2 separate regions of the Homo sapiens genome follow, and region 2 is linked to region 1. A link is an interaction called in ENCODE POLR2A ChIA-PET data of the cell type or tissue named here. Cell type or tissue: PC-3. All regions are shown on one strand. Links, peaks and the distances in the headings refer to the core of each region. The heading gives the core; the rest is flanking DNA.

Region 1 (2,929 bases), core at 304-2,803:
GCTTGTTTGGTCATCAGTGAATGTGTAGCAAAGAGCAGCATAGTTTGACTGTCTGGGATGTAACATCTTTTATTTAGATTTTGGAGATTTGAGGTTTGGGCTCTGCAATATTCTGATTGTCTCTCAGTACATCCCTGCAATATATTCTACAAGTAATAAAAGCCAGCACATGTCACTGACGAACTCTGTAATTATTCTAATTTGTTTTATATTTGCTTCGATGCAACTTTAAATTTGATTCAATGTAATTTAATGGTTTTCACATGTACATCCTGTTTTCTTGGTAAAAGAATTGCACAACTGTATTTTAAGAAAGAGAGCTGAGAGTTGTAAAATTTTGTTCAGCTTTAGACTAGGCGTGGTGGCTCACGCCTGTAATCCCAGCACTTTGGGAGGTTGAGGTGGGTGGATCATCTGAGTTCACGAGTTTGAGACCAGCCTGGCCAACCTGGTGAAACGCTGTCTCTACTAAAAAATACAAAAATTAGCCAGGCATGGTGGCGGGCACCTGTAATCCCAGCTACTCGGGAGGCTGAGGCAGGAGAATCTCTTGAGCACCAGAGGTGGAGTTGCGGTGAGTGAGATCGCGCCACTGCACTCCAGCCTGGGCGACAGAGCTAGACCCTGTCTCAAAAAAAAAAAAAAAAGGAAATTTTTTTTTGTTCAGCTTGAAACTGAGTTGCATACCTAAATTTTACAGGTAAGGGACAGATTACACAAATAAGACATTTCACACATGGGTGTTCCCTGTGAAAAGGATGTAGTCTGACTTTGAAACTAAGCGCAAACTCTAGTAGGTTATACTCATGTTAGAATAAGGGTAAATATTGTAATGCCAATAAGAATTATTTTGAACTTAGTCATGAGTCTATAAAAAAGTTTCAATTTTTATTGCTTAGACTTAGGCATCTGGAAAACAACTGATATAAAAACGAGTTCAATGAAAAGACGAGAATAGAAGAATTGAAATAGGTTGACTAGAAGATAAATGATAAGGCATGGGAGCATGCTTGCTCTGAGATTAACATTCTTGGGTCTCTCTGGTCCATCATTTGATGTAGATTTTCCCATTAGGATTCAAACAGGGACTTCATTTTTTTTCCAACTCCTCTCACAGTTTAAAGTTTCAGTTTATTCCAGTGCCGTTCCTACACTGTCTTGTATTTAGAAAAGACAGCAAGATAATCTGTGTTTTACTACTCCCTTGAATGATAAGATTTCTATTCATTCTTATTTAATCTTGTTTTCCAGGAATTCATTTTGTAAACATAATTATCACCGTAACTCTGAAGTTACAGTTTTTTAAAAATATTTTTTATTCCAGGAGCAACATTTACTGTGAAAGCTCACATGCTTCTGTTTTTCTTAGTACACGTTTTTCTATCTGAAAGGTCTTTGGCAATTTAGTAAATTGTAGGTATCAGTAGAATTATAAAGATAAAATGTCAATCAAAATATTGAGCAGGACTGTGCATACTGATACTAATTATCTATATTTCAGGGTTCAAATAAAAGCACAGGTTAACAAACTCAGACCCTTTCTAAAATGTATTTAGGGAGCTGTCTAATTCTATGCATTATACAGTTCATCTCCATTATACCTTTCATTTGTGTGTGTGTGTGTGTGTGTGTGCATGTTTCTGTGGTTTTAGGAAATATATTTACATAGCCATGTTGGTTTTATCATGTTGATTATTCATCCTGACTGTATGCCAGGACAGAGAGGGGTGTGGGGGAGAGATCAAACATAGGGGGAGTTAGCTTTATACACTTGTACTTTTAGAAGGTTTAGTTCTGGAATTGTATTACTCGAAATGGGATGGGCTAGGCTTAAGTCAAGCTCAGGCTGAGTATGTTAAGTGTACCTCGAATATGTCAAGATTGCTTTGCAAAATCTTTCACCCATGTACTCACTAGTCATTTATCCATTCATTCATCAAACAACAATGGAACACCTACTAAGTACTTCAAAAAACAGAGATCTAGTAGGAGGAAATATAAATTATAATACATCTTATTGAATACCACAAAAGAAGAATAAACAATATTCTGTAGGTATCTAGAAGAATGGAATTTTCTTCCTCTGATTATACAGTGTCTCTGAAAGCTACTTGCTTATAGTCACAGAAGTTCAAGAAGATAATAAAATGCCTCACAGGAGTTTGCATGAATTTTCAGGCCAGGCATAATTAAGTTCAAATCTCTGCTTTTTCACTTACTAGTTGTGTGACCCTGAGAAAGGATTTTCAGAAGTTAGTACTCCGTCAATAAAACATGTTAAAAGTGATACTTACCTTATCCATTGATGTAAAGAATAAATAACATAGTGTTTGTGACAATACTCTCTCAGCACTTGGCTCAGAGTAGACATTTATTGAATTAACACAGGTAAAGTGTCTTATTACCGAGAAAAGTACTGATTAAATCAAGAAGACCTTCTATAGATTTAAGTTCTTCAGTTGTAAGTTCTTCCATCATAAATGTTTATGGATTATGATTTTACATTTCTTCTATTTGGTATTCAGGTCAAAATGAAACTGCGGCAGACGTTTAAAGGATTTATTTTATTTATTTATTTATTTATTTTTTGAGACGGAGTCTTACTCTGTAGCCCAGGCTGGAGTGCAGTGGCATAATCATGGTTCACTGCAGTCTCCACTTACCCAGAGCCTTCTGAGTAGCTGGGACCACGTGCCAGCTATATGCCTATATGCCACCACACCCAGCTAATTTTTTTTTTTTTTTTTTTTTTTTTTTTTTTTTTTTTTTTTTTTTTTAGAGACGGGGATTTCCTCTGTTGCACAGGCTGGTCTTAAGCTCCTGGGCATAAGAGATCTGCCCTCTTTGGCCTTCCAAACTGCTGAGATTACAGATATGAGCCACCATGCCTGGCCAGCAGTAATTTTTTTTTCTTAAGTTTGGAAATAAA
Region 2 (2,929 bases), core at 272-2,771, 120 kb after region 1:
ATGACTTATTTGTTGTTTGTAATGTCTTCCAGCACCTCCAGTTTTCATACAAGAACCTGCTGATGTGTCTATGGAAATTGGCTCAAATGTGACATTACCTTGTTATGTTCAGGGTTATCCAGAACCAACAATCAAATGGCGAAGATTAGACAACATGCCAATTTTCTCAAGACCTTTTTCAGTTAGTTCCATCAGCCAACTAAGAACAGGAGCTCTCTTTATTTTAAGTAGGTTGAAGGAAATATATTTTGTACGAATATGTACTTTTATGTTATATATTTATGTTTTATACATAGGTATTGCTATTTAAAATAGTATATTAATCTTGCCAACACATTTTATGTTCATTGCATTTTACTTTGAAATAGTACTGGCATTTTATATTCGGGAATTGTCATAAATGAGTTATATTTTATTCAAATGTATGTCATTAATTTATCATAAGGGCTTATGAAACAATATGACTTCTTCATATCTTACCATTTCTTATTGCAAATAGAGTCATCTGAGCCTTTACATAGATAAGTGGTCACATTACCTTGATTCTTGTAACAATTGTTGTATAGAAAGATAAAATATTACTATTAGTTAACTTTATTTATTTTGTCAAACAGTACATAACAACATAGGGATGCCTTGGAATCTCCTTTATTAAAAGCTGTATCCACCTGAAGCAAAAGATCCCTGCCACCCCCACAAAAGTCAAATACTTTCTTATCTAAAAATTTTATAAGCTATTCAGTATTCAGATATTTGGAAGCACCTTCTATTTTTTCAAATAATGCTAAGAATAATTGCATGGTGTTACCAGAGGAGGAAAAGCATTTAGATAATTAATTGCATTTTTAAAAATAATGGGATGTTTGGGGTATTTTATAGAAAGCTTTTAATCAGTTACTGCTAAGTTAATTATTTTAATTATTTTTATTTTTATATTTTGGGTGGGTACGGGTTCTCATTCTGTTGCCCAGGCTGGAGTGCAGTGGCATGAACTTGGCTCACTGCAAACTCCACCTCACAGGTTCAAGCAATTGTCCTGCTTCAGCCTCCTGAGTAGCTGGGATTACAGGTGTGAACCACCATACCCAGCTAATTTTTGTATTTTTGGTAGAGATAGGGTTTTACCATGTTGGCCAGGCTGGTCTCGAATTCTTGACCTCAAATGATCCACCCACATCGTCTTCCCAAAGTACTGGGATTGCTGTCGTGAACCACCATGTCTGGCCCAAGTTTATTAACAATATTAAATATACATTGGCCACTTAAACTTCCAGATATAAATTAAATTGTCTAATAACAAGTGCTTCAGTGTTCAGCTCTGTGGTGAGCTCTGTGGTGGACAGATTCAGATATAGGGTCCCTCACTCAGGTAGTTTGCAGTCCATTCTCTGAGTGGATGCCCATGAAAGGAGCTACTGGGAAGTACACATCAGATTGGGTCAGATTGTGCATGACTTGAATGTCCAGGTGAAAAAATGGATTTGATGAGCTAGAAGTTAGAGAGCCCCATTCCAAGTTTGATAGGCAGGAAAAGGTACATGAAAGTACTGTTTCAGAACAACACCGCTACAAGATAGGAAGAGAGATGAGAGAAAGGGAACATTGAAAAGCTCAAAGAGTGATGATGAGAAACAACCCAGATGTTGATAAAAAGTGAGACCTGAAAACAAATTGATTAAAGGAGACAAAAGAAAAGGAAGAATAAAAGAGCTCAATATCTTGAGCAACAGTTGCCTAATTGTCGAAATTAAATTGTCTGGAAGGAAATTAGTAATTAGAAACTTGGTTCTCATGGTATGTTGTATTTCTACACAAATTAGCCCAAGAATTCGTAATATGAAAAATATCCCAGTTAGAACTAATGTATGATTTATTAATGGGGTGGTTTGCTGAATTTTTATTTCCAAATGAATGTTTGCTATTTAGAGTAGATGCTACCTTAATTTACCAGATGCAGTTCTACAATTAGATGCATATGGTTAGCAGAGGAGTAGAAACTTTGTCATGGTTCTTTATCTGAGATAGTATGGGACTATGGATGCTGGAAAGCTGCACTTTTCTCTGTTCAAATCTTATCAATAGATTAAACTGCTCATTTTGGTTCATATATTTACAAGATTATACCCATTCCCCTATTTAAAATCCTCTCCTTCCTTCCTGATTGCTCACAAGACAAAACCATACTCTTGAGAATGTACCAGCCCACCTCTTCAACTTCAGTCTCCTGACTATCCCCACGCAACCTATAACTCAGTAGTCCCCATCCTCATGGCTCCAATACCCTCTTTAATTACAAATATTTTGTAATATCATTTTATTATCTTGAAAAATTCTATATATTTGATCTAACTACATAATAAAAATTATTTTAATGTCTAACACATACAAATGAAAAATGAGGGAAAGTAATTTATACTAAAATAATGCATATTTCAATACGTAAATACTCTGGCATTGTCTACAGAATATGAAGATACATTTATGTGGCATCATTATGAATTCAATAGCTCAAATGCAGACTCATGCAGGAGTATAGGATTGATGACTCAAAAACTCCAAGCTGGTGAAGTGATTTTCTAAGATGATGTGCAATTATTACTAAAGTTCTGTCTTTCTTCTGCACATACAGAATTAGGTTGCAGACTCATGTAGTTACAAACAAAGTTATGAAATACACACATTTCAGTGGGAGCTTCAAAGTCGTGCTGGACTTGGGATAATTGTTTCTTTGCGAATCTGGCCCATGTTTCACCTCTCTAGTTTTTACCCACTGAATGCCAGCAGACTTCTCCAGTCATTGCATCAACTAAAAAATCTCCCCTGCAAACTTCTAACAGGGTGGTGGTGCAGAGCACCACCATTGATGGTGCAGCTTTCCATTCTTTGTACAGGCCATGATTTTTCTAGTCATGCTCTTGCCTTTGTAACC

Evidence for each region. ChIA-PET counts read pairs that join two places held together with the same protein. Peaks named below come from ENCODE experiments on the same cell type or tissue, not always from the same donor. Only the 100,000 strongest peaks of a DNase experiment are listed, where the experiment ranks them.
Region 2: POLR2A ChIA-PET joins it to region 1 with 13 read pairs; 2 of 35 experiments call an interaction of 5 or more read pairs at or near these places.

What each region holds. Positions count from the first base shown.
Region 1 is chr1:185,855,857-185,858,785 of GRCh38, forward strand. The region is part of intron 2 of HMCN1 (hemicentin 1); the gene reads left to right. Among named protein-coding and RNA genes, the nearest start is that of HMCN1, 120 kb to the left of the region's middle. In PC-3, for the core only: no CTCF peak of the experiment used is centred there; a DNase peak (open chromatin) is centred at 1,715; H3K4me3 peaks cover 1,458 bases; H3K27ac peaks cover 2,264 bases.
Region 2 is chr1:185,977,755-185,980,683 of GRCh38, forward strand. It overlaps HMCN1 (hemicentin 1), which reads left to right. Exons shown (of 107, transcript NM_031935.3): 16 at 33-227. Among named protein-coding and RNA genes, the nearest start is that of HMCN1, 240 kb to the left of the region's middle. In PC-3, for the core only: no CTCF peak of the experiment used is centred there; no DNase peak of the experiment used is centred there.